Linked DNA regions of Homo sapiens: region 2 is linked to region 1. A link is a contact called in ENCODE POLR2A ChIA-PET data. All regions are on one chromosome and are shown on one strand. Each heading gives the region's core, a stretch centred on a gene start or an enhancer-like site at or near the end of the contact. The rest is flanking DNA. Distances are from core to core; before and after follow the strand shown. Region 1 overlaps FOXP1 (forkhead box P1). Region 2 overlaps FOXP1 (forkhead box P1).

Region 1 (4,567 bases), core at 1,409-3,908:
GGCAAAAACTTAGAAAACCCATGCTTATTTTCAATAATGTAATACGGCAGCTTTCTTGCCTTCAAAAGAGGAAGAAAAGAAATAGGAACTAACTTGTATTTATCAATTAAACCAGGAATAGTTTATATTTATCAATTAAATGGAAGAAGCATTCAGATTAAAATAGTTTGCTTGTCCACTTTCCCCAGCTCCATTTGTTTAATAAGAATAATAAATAAATACATCTTTTATCTCAAGTTTAACTTTCAGGTATGCCTTGCACATAACAAGAATTTAACACATAATTACTAAATGTTTGACTAAATGATTAAATGACACAAAATTCCAAGGCCAACCTCTTGATCAAATGAGATCAAGGGCTTGTGCTGGCCTCCAACTTTTATATTCCAACTTTAAAAATACTCTATTTCCTGTACACTTCTTTAACTGTTTTGGTGTTCTGAAACTCCAAAAGTAACAAGCCATTAATTAAATCTGTTAGGTCTTAAGAGAAGTAGGATGATCTCATTAAACATTGAAAGATAATCAACCAATGAAATTTCCTACAAAAACCCATTGGAAACACTGAATATATATATGGACAATTCAGATGGGCTGGAGAAGGTAGACAATGGGATGTTTAATTTTCCCTGTAATTCATGACTCAGAATAGAGTTGGCGGGATAGGGTGGTAATAAAATAATGTTCCTAACAAAAGCACAGGCTTCCCCCTTCTTCACCAGGCTTTCAATGTGAAGACAGGAGACTTCATATTTCCAAGGAAAAAAAGGATTTCTGCATTCCAATGCCAAGGCAGTAAAGTTGTTCAGAGCAACTGTAAATGTCTTATTCTTCAGAACTGTCTTCATCAAACTTTCTTGGATAACGTAATCTTTATAAGACACCAATGAGCACAGATAACAAGTTGACCCCGCTCCAAAAATTACAGATGTCTCAATTTATATTTTTTAGCTTTTCAGCTCTGGTGGGTCTTGGTTCGCTTCTTTCCTAATAGACAAGAGTTTAAGTGCCGTAATCATAGCAACTGTGGGCAAACGAGGGAAGTTAGAAAGAAGCCGCTCTAGGAAACAAGTACAAAGCAGAATGCATACCCACTCCCTCGCATATTAATCCTGAGGAGCTCAAATAATTAAATAGAGACTGAAAAGGAGCTTTGCCAATCCAGTGCTAGGCTGTTTGCTTTGCCACAAGGAAGCCTCTGAAGGTCAGGCATGATGGGGCCAGGTGTTCTGGGGAGCGTAATTAAAATGCATTTTTACAGAACAAAATAGATTTTAAGTTTGAGAACTAACAAAGCCCACGGAACTTTAATCATTTGAACATTCAAACAGCTGAATTCTCACAAATAGCCCAGTGGAATAAAGTGACCAACAACCAGTTCAGAAAAGTCTTTTTTTTTTTTCATTTCTATATTTTCTATCATTTAATGTACACGAGGCCAGGTTCATAACATAGATTAATGACTGGCGTGATCTATGACACACTTCACGTATCTCCCGCTTTGGCTCAAGCCCCTCACCGCTCTAGTGGCCAAAGTGAACAATATGTTCACAGCATCATGGTAATGTAGTGAATGTGGGCCATCAGAATTCTGTTGCTTGCATTTCTCCGTTGTGCAAAAGGAACAATTATTTAATTTTATCCTTCAAAAACTCCAATATACATATATGTATTTTCCCCCCTGAAACTTGCTCTCACAGACAGATGAGCAAGGCTTCTCTGACATAAAAGACCACCATTTGCCTCTGCAGGTCATGACCCTCCAGCCTCCACCCTCACCCTGGTCGGTGTTGTATCTTTGTAATTTACAGCAAATGCTAGGAGAGCATACCTCATATTGAAACACAAGGCAAATTCAGAAACAGCAACAAACAATAACTTAAAAAAAAAATGATGATATGATGCGAGCTGAGAGTTTTCTCTACTGTTTGCAAAACATGACAAAGGCCAGGCTAATGTTCAGGTCTTATCTAAGGTGGCTCCCAGTGTCCAAGGGACAAGCGTCATGTGCACACACCAAACTAGATAAAGAGCCACATGCTTGCTTTACTTAACTAGAAATGATACAAAGCATAAACTCACTTTAAAATGGACAGGTAAGAACCACAGGTAAGAGTAAAAACACTGGCTTTTAAAAATACATTATGCATATTAACTGTGTAGTTTCTTCCCAGTTAAAATATCTTCATTTATGGCAGGGGGGATTTATTCAGAACACATCAAAGTAAAAGTTAATCCTCCCTTCTCAAACTTGACAAAGAGTACATGCATCCAACAGGATCATATCAAGCCTACAGGACAACACGCAAGATAGACACAGTAACACAAAATCCAAGGATTGTACCTTTCAATGGTGACTGCCTTGTTCATAGTACTAGACTTTTTCTCCTACACCTTCTAAGTCCTTGTTTGTTCCACAAAGAAATTTCTAGCCATCTGATGCTCTATTACTGAGCTAGTGGCCTTTCAGGAGAGCTCTCTCCCTTCAGAAAAAAGCAAACAACTGCATAGATATCATTACACTAAGGAAATCTCTTAGAAAAACCAAACAACTTGCTAATCTCACCAGCCCCTTCATCCAAGCAAAAGATAAGAAAAGCAAACCTAAGTCTGTTTCAACCACATTCCAGGGACAAGTTCCCCTTTTTCTTTCTTTATCAAAATTCTAGCATTTAAGTTTGTGTGTGTGTGTGTGTGTGTGTGTGTCTGTTAAACAGACCTTGCAGGATAAACTGCTGCTCACACCCGCAAACAAAGCAATATCTGTTTAATAACGATTGCTGCCATGGGTACAGTAAACAAGGGGCCCAGCATTTGTGTTTATGAACAAACACATCATCTTACAAGAGCAATTTAACATTAACCAGGTGGAATAATCAACAGATTTCATAGGTGACAGCAGGGGCAGGGCTAACGTAAACAGAACTGGGGAGGAGAAAGAGGCCACTCTTTGAGAATCAAGGTCGAGGTAAATGCATTACAGAGTAAACAGCTGGGAAGAAGGCAAGATAAACAAACAGTCATTCTGACATTTAGAGAGGCAGAAAGGTTGTATGTTACATAGATCAGCTGCTGACCACCATGAAATCAAACCGGTTGGAGACCAAGCCTGCTTGTTTGCACAATGCCATGTTTGCTTATAAACAACAATTTGCTGTTACCAACATCACATTACTCACCATCATATAAGCCAGAGTGAAGCCAGTCAGATCCGCTTAACTCTTTACTGGTGACATTACTTAGAAATTAAAAAACAAAAAACAGGCCCCTTTAAGAAAAAGAGGTCAGTCACCCCAAAATAAGACCAAGAGACCTCAGTCAATACCCTTTTATTTCCTGGCTTGCAGATAAAAATAAAGCATCCACATGGTTTAAACTACTAAAGGTTGGATTTGAAAACAGCTTTAAAACACTATAATGTTTTCATGCTTCAGTAACTCTGCATTCATTTCTTGGGCTCATCTTCTTTTATCAATGAAATATATGGGTCAAACACAGATTCGAATCTTTAATGTTTCATCCAGAAGGAAAACCTTAATGCTCCAGTCTCCTCATATCAAGCTTCTATTCTAAGATACCTTTAAGCCCAGTGGGCCCACAAACAGATGCAGAGCATTCTCAACTACTCTGCAAAAATCCAACTATATCAGTTTATGATGTTTTCCTTACAAAATATCAAAAAATAAAATAATCAGTTGATGTCCCATGTAACCACTCAGGGGTTCATTCTGTCAGCTTATCAATAAAATCTTAGCTCTTCAAAGCCCAGAATGAACAATAAGTTCGGTGTGTCCCTAACAAAAGTGTTAAGAAGAAACGTTTAATCTCTAAAAATTTCCCTGATGTGCACTACCACATAAAGCAGCTTACTGTGTGTTACAAGAAAGTTATCATGCCTTATCAGAGATACTATATTTAGAAACACAATCGGCAATTAAAACATTAGTTTCAATCTATTTTACAGATACTTTAACACCATTAATTTAATTTTGATACATGTGAAAAACCTCCTTCCATTACTTAAAATTTAATAAGCAAAACATACTGAAAAACAGTTTGGTAATTTATCTATATCTTACACTTATAATCAGTTAGCTAATTTTTTTAAATTCTGCGTGATGTCAGTGCAAAGTGCAGCAAAACACTGTCTGCTGGATATCCAAAGCAAAATATGGAAATGAGAAAAGGATATTAAAAAAATAAAGATACACCTAAGTGGATTCTGGCAATTACATGATTAACAATCAGGTTATTGGAATTTTCCACTCTGTCTAAAAAGAAAGTAACAAAAATTGTGTTGGTCTGCCCCAACCCCCACAACAGATATCCCCCTCCGGAGTTCCACTGTGAATAAACTCCTCAACCTTCTCTAGCTGCTCTTGTTTCCAGGCCTTGCTTGAATTATCTAATCTTTGTTCTGCAAACCTAAAGTCACAAAGTAACTAGTGTGTTGTCTTTCATGTTTTTGTTTTGTTGCTCTGTGGTTTGTTCCCTAAGTCCCTCTCTGCCAACCATCATCTTTCCCCAAATCAACATAGTCCCTGAGGCCTCGACAATGTCAGGGGAA
Region 2 (4,567 bases), core at 615-3,114, 360 kb after region 1:
AGGGATATGAAAGAACTCTACATGAGTCCTCCCAATGGTTGTTTCTGCCTGGACAGGGAGCAATGATAATCACTGTGGGCATAATAAGGGCAACCACAGTAGTGCCTATGATTTATTGAGGGCTCCTTATGTTCTAGGCCTTCTGCCCTGTTCCAAGTAAATTACATACATTAACTTACCTAATCTTCACCACCAGCCTTACGCAGCAGGTGCTATCATACCATTTTGTGGGTAAGAAAACTGAAGCACAGAAATGTTAATAGCTTGTCTAAGGGTCATGCGGCTTGTCAGTGGCCAGGCTGGGGATGTGAACCAGACTCTGGCTCAGTATCTACTGAACTATGTGTTGGGCTGGATTCTTGACTAGGCACAATGAACTACTGCCTTTAACCAACAGAGTCATAAGCGCTAATATTATTGACCTTTCACTGAGGGCTTAGGATATGACAGACACTGGGCATCATGTGAATTATCCTTACAACAACCCAGACAGGTACCTATTATCAACAACAAAATCATTTTACAGAAGAGTAAACTGAGGCTAAGAAATTGACCCAAGGTCACCCAAATACTAAGGGACCACACTGAGGCTCAGTTCTATTTTGTCTGCTTCAGAGATGATACATGTCAGGAATAGAATAATTTGGTTTTTCTATTAGTGGAACTGGATCTTTCTTGGGTCTTACTCAAATAAGAAGTTGAGCAAAGACTTCTGGGCCCAACAGATACATAATCTGGACTTCCTGGGCCCATTCCTTTGTCTCTATTTTATTTGGTATTCCCTCCCACTCATGCAATCGCTCCCTGTTCTCATCCCTTCCTTTAAGAGCAATGGGAAGAGAAGCATTGTGCCCCTAGCAAGTGCCCTTCCAGGAAAATACAGAATGTGAGCCTGCTGAGGTTGGAGAGATGAATGAGGAGCCAGGCTGGCCATGCAAGGCAAAGTGGGAGCAAACTGCAGAGGGGTGTGTGTATGTGTATGTGTGTGACTGTGGCCAGGGAGTGGCTGGGGAGGAGCAAGCTGAAGGAAAAGGAACAACATCCTGGCTCAGTGGAGCCCTAGGGGAGAGATGCAAAAGCTCTGGCTACTCTATGGGGTGCAGTAGGTTGTTTCAGATGCTTTCTTACTAAAAGCAAGACATAGATGGGCATCTTGTACATATGACCCACTTCTGAGTTTAACAAAAAAGGGCACATGGAGAGGCCCCCTAGGATGGCAGACCAAGCTGGGCAAATTTTATTCAACTCAATGCATGTCTAAGGGCTCAGTGCATGCAAAGATCGGCAACTGGCTGAGAACAGAGTCACCTTACCTACCGCAAAGGCAAAGCAACTGTGGGTTCTCTCTAAATCCTTCAGGACAAAGAACCAAAGTAAGTCTTAAGGACAATGCTTTATTTAGATATAACCACCGGGCTGTGAGAATATTTAAACATTTGGAAAACTTTGTATTGTAGCCATGAAAATGTGGTATTCTAGTCTTGGGTCTTCAATATGTAAATTTTTCTACATTTCAGAATATGAGGATATATGTAACACAGTCTCAAACCCAGAGGAGACTTTGTAACTCTATAAACAGGGTGTGAATTCACTTATTAAAGATATTTTCCTTGCACCCAAGGTGGAACGTCAAAGACAATGTGACCAAATGACAACTGCAATCCTGTGCCACTCGACAAGTAAAACCGTGTTTTCAACACTGTCTCAAAAAATGAGGGCTTTCCTCTCTCTCACCTTTCCTAAGGAGCTGGGCAAGCTGGTGCCAAACTGCCGTATGACTTCATCTCTGAAATCTGAATGGCACGTGTGAATACCCACAGTATGCCAGATTATCAGTAAGGTGATAATGCTTGTATATTATACCTGCTTGGCACCATTTGAATGAGGTTCCCTCAGGCCACTTAAGGTTTCACTTCCTGTTACTTGCACCTGCACTAATTTCAGAAGCAAATAAAAAACCCAGCAAAACCGTATTTTAGGACCTTATTCAAAAGCAAACAGACAAAAACCAAAGCAAGTCAACACAAACCCCAAAACACAGCAATAAGGTAATTAACCTGATGTTCCAAAGCTCATGCCACATATACAAGGTAGGCTTCCTTCAGTTTTTTCGTAATCTTTGCAAAGTTCTCATCCGTTATCTGCCTTGGCTATTTAATGTGACTTTTAACCAATAACGATACAATAGTAATAATCAGAAAAGCTAACATATATAAAGCTCCTGTATTTGCCAGGCACCCTGTGTCACATTCCACATGGATTATCTCATTTAATCCACCGAACAAATTGATGAGGTAAGTTCTTTATTCTGTCCTTTTAAACCCACACAAACATACACACACATTTATGGAAGATCAAGGTAAATCAGAAAGGTTAATAAGCTTTGAGTCACCCAACAAGTGTTAAAAGTCTCTGGTTGGCCGACCTTGAGTCGCTGCCCGTAACTACCACGTTGCAGTGTGACTGACACACATGACCACATTGGATGAGGATTTGGTTACACCCTTGGCCAGTGATGCAGGCTGAGATTAGCAACACTCTTTATCCCTGGAGTTAAATGTCAATTACAGAGTTTTCTTAAAAATTATTTGTAAGTGGGAATTTATATTTCAGTGGACGGGCAGACAATCATTTTGGGGAAGTTATTTCCATAACATTTTTGGAGGATGGAAATTGAAAAGAGAAAGAAAATAAATCAAATCATTACAGGCAGTGGCTCAGGCCTGTAATCTCAGCACTTTGGGAGGCTGAGGTGGGTGGATCACCTGAGGTCAGGAGTTCAAGACCAGCCAGGCCAACATGCTGAAATTCCGTCTCTATTAAAAATACAAAAATTAGCAGGGCGTGGTGGTACACGCCTGTAGTCTCAGAGGCAGGAGAATCTCTTGAACCCGGGAGGCGAGGTTGCAGGGAGCCGAGATCGCACCACTGCACTCCAGCCTGGGCGACAGAGCAAGACTTTGTCTCAAAGAAAAAAGAAAAATGAAAGAAGTCAAATCATCCACTGAGGAGTTAGGGGCTATACAGATACCAATGTCTTCTGTCAATTTGTCCATAGTGGAGTGTTAGGGGTTAAAAAAAGGATGAGAAATGATGGCTTCACGGGCTTCAGACTACCAGACCACATTAACCCACGGGCAGGCCTTCTATAGGGATACCAGGCACACTGCAGCAGGAAGGCAACATTCCTTATTGGTACCTTTGAAACAGTACTTTATTGTTAGGATATTTTATTTTGGTTGTTACCAATTCGTTGTGTAAAACTCGTTGGGTAAGAGAGAGTCTCTGCTAAATACACATATTTGGTGGCAGTGATGGGGGGGGAGCTAAACAGACTCTTAATAAGAAATTCAAATCAAGAATTACTCAAGACGACACCTGCCTTCTGGCCTAATGGAAAAATCAATCTGTCAGGTCTTAATTAAGTGCTCAGGCTAGAAAGAAAAAGCGGCAGCTTATACTTGGTATAGTACCTAGTATATTTTCGGTAGTCAAAATGTAACTAAAAGCCGTATTTGTTGCAGAAATGGTAACTATGCATAAAGATGGCCCATTTGATCCTGGGCGGCCATCTATTTAGTAAATAAAAGGTTGAAGCAGATGAATCTCATAAGCTTGTTGACAAAGATCTCTACGCATAATGATGTTGGGTTTGGATGTTTAAATGATGTTTGTATTAGAATGCCCAACTGAGGATGTCCAAAAATAAGGTAGGGGGTAACGCTGGGTGATCACAGAGCAATACTTTCTGCCCCAGAAGTCATTTGGGGTCGATAAAGGAGTACATGAGAGAAGAGGTGAACAAATGAGATATAAATAAATCAACGAGTGAATCAGTCAATAAATGAACACAGATCCATGTGTTACTTCCACAATGGCCAAGGAAACAACCAATTCTCCACTCTATTGTGTATAATCTCCCAAAAGCGCACAGGTATATGAACATCCACATCTCTCACTGACCACCATGACAGCAGTTAAAGATTCTGCCCGAGCCGCTCCTCATGCACTCAGCACAGATGTGGCTGAATGTGCGTCTCACGGGGGTTATGATCACGGTAGGGAGTGACAGTTGGCAAATGTGAGGTCCCTCTTCCCAACCTGCAAAGCAGCACAGCCAGTTTATTCTCCAACTGCCCTGACAGAGGTGGGGAAATAGAGACATTGAAAACGGTGAGTGGATTACAAGTTAATAACTGGTTTGCAAATGGTGAGCTGTCCTGAGCCACATTCTCGTTCCCCAAGGAACTCAACACCAGACACCTTGCCAGGGAAAAATAATACAGACAGACTACGTAAACACATTCAAATCCCAAACCTGACTATAAAACCCTTGTGTAGTCTAATGTTTGACCCAACTAAAGTATCATTTCCAGTCCCTGTAGTGTGAAAATTAAGGTTGTTGTGAAAAGGCAATCCAACGGGCAATTTGGAAAATAGATAGGAATGCTCTGACGTTCAAAATCTATGACTGTGAGGGAGAGAAGCCCAACAGGGGATCACGCATTTTTCCTTCCTTCAACTTATTTTTCCTTCCTTTCCTTATTATGTACCAGACCCATGGGTG

What was found. ChIA-PET counts read pairs that join two places held with the same protein, here RNA polymerase II (POLR2A).
Region 2: POLR2A ChIA-PET joins it to region 1 with 10 read pairs in naive thymus-derived CD4-positive, alpha-beta T cell. The contact joins two enhancer-like sites. POLR2A ChIA-PET finds 5 or more read pairs at or near these places in 3 of 52 experiments (activated CD4-positive, alpha-beta T cell, common myeloid progenitor, CD34-positive and naive thymus-derived CD4-positive, alpha-beta T cell).

What each region holds. Positions count from the first base shown.
Region 1 is chr3:71,205,858-71,210,424 of GRCh38, forward strand. The region is part of intron 5 of FOXP1 (forkhead box P1); the gene reads right to left. Among named protein-coding and RNA genes, the nearest start is that of FOXP1-AS1, 82 kb to the right of the region's middle. RefSeq lists an enhancer at 4,314-4,567. Within about 2 kb of position 2,659, at least 7 of the 41 ENCODE cell types and tissues checked have a DNase peak (open chromatin) inside an H3K27ac peak, as active enhancers do.
Region 2 is chr3:71,562,132-71,566,698 of GRCh38, forward strand. All of the region lies in intron 2 of FOXP1 (forkhead box P1), which reads right to left. Among named protein-coding and RNA genes, the nearest start is that of FOXP1, 19 kb to the right of the region's middle. Within about 2 kb of position 1,865, at least 4 of the 41 ENCODE cell types and tissues checked have a DNase peak (open chromatin) inside an H3K27ac peak, as active enhancers do.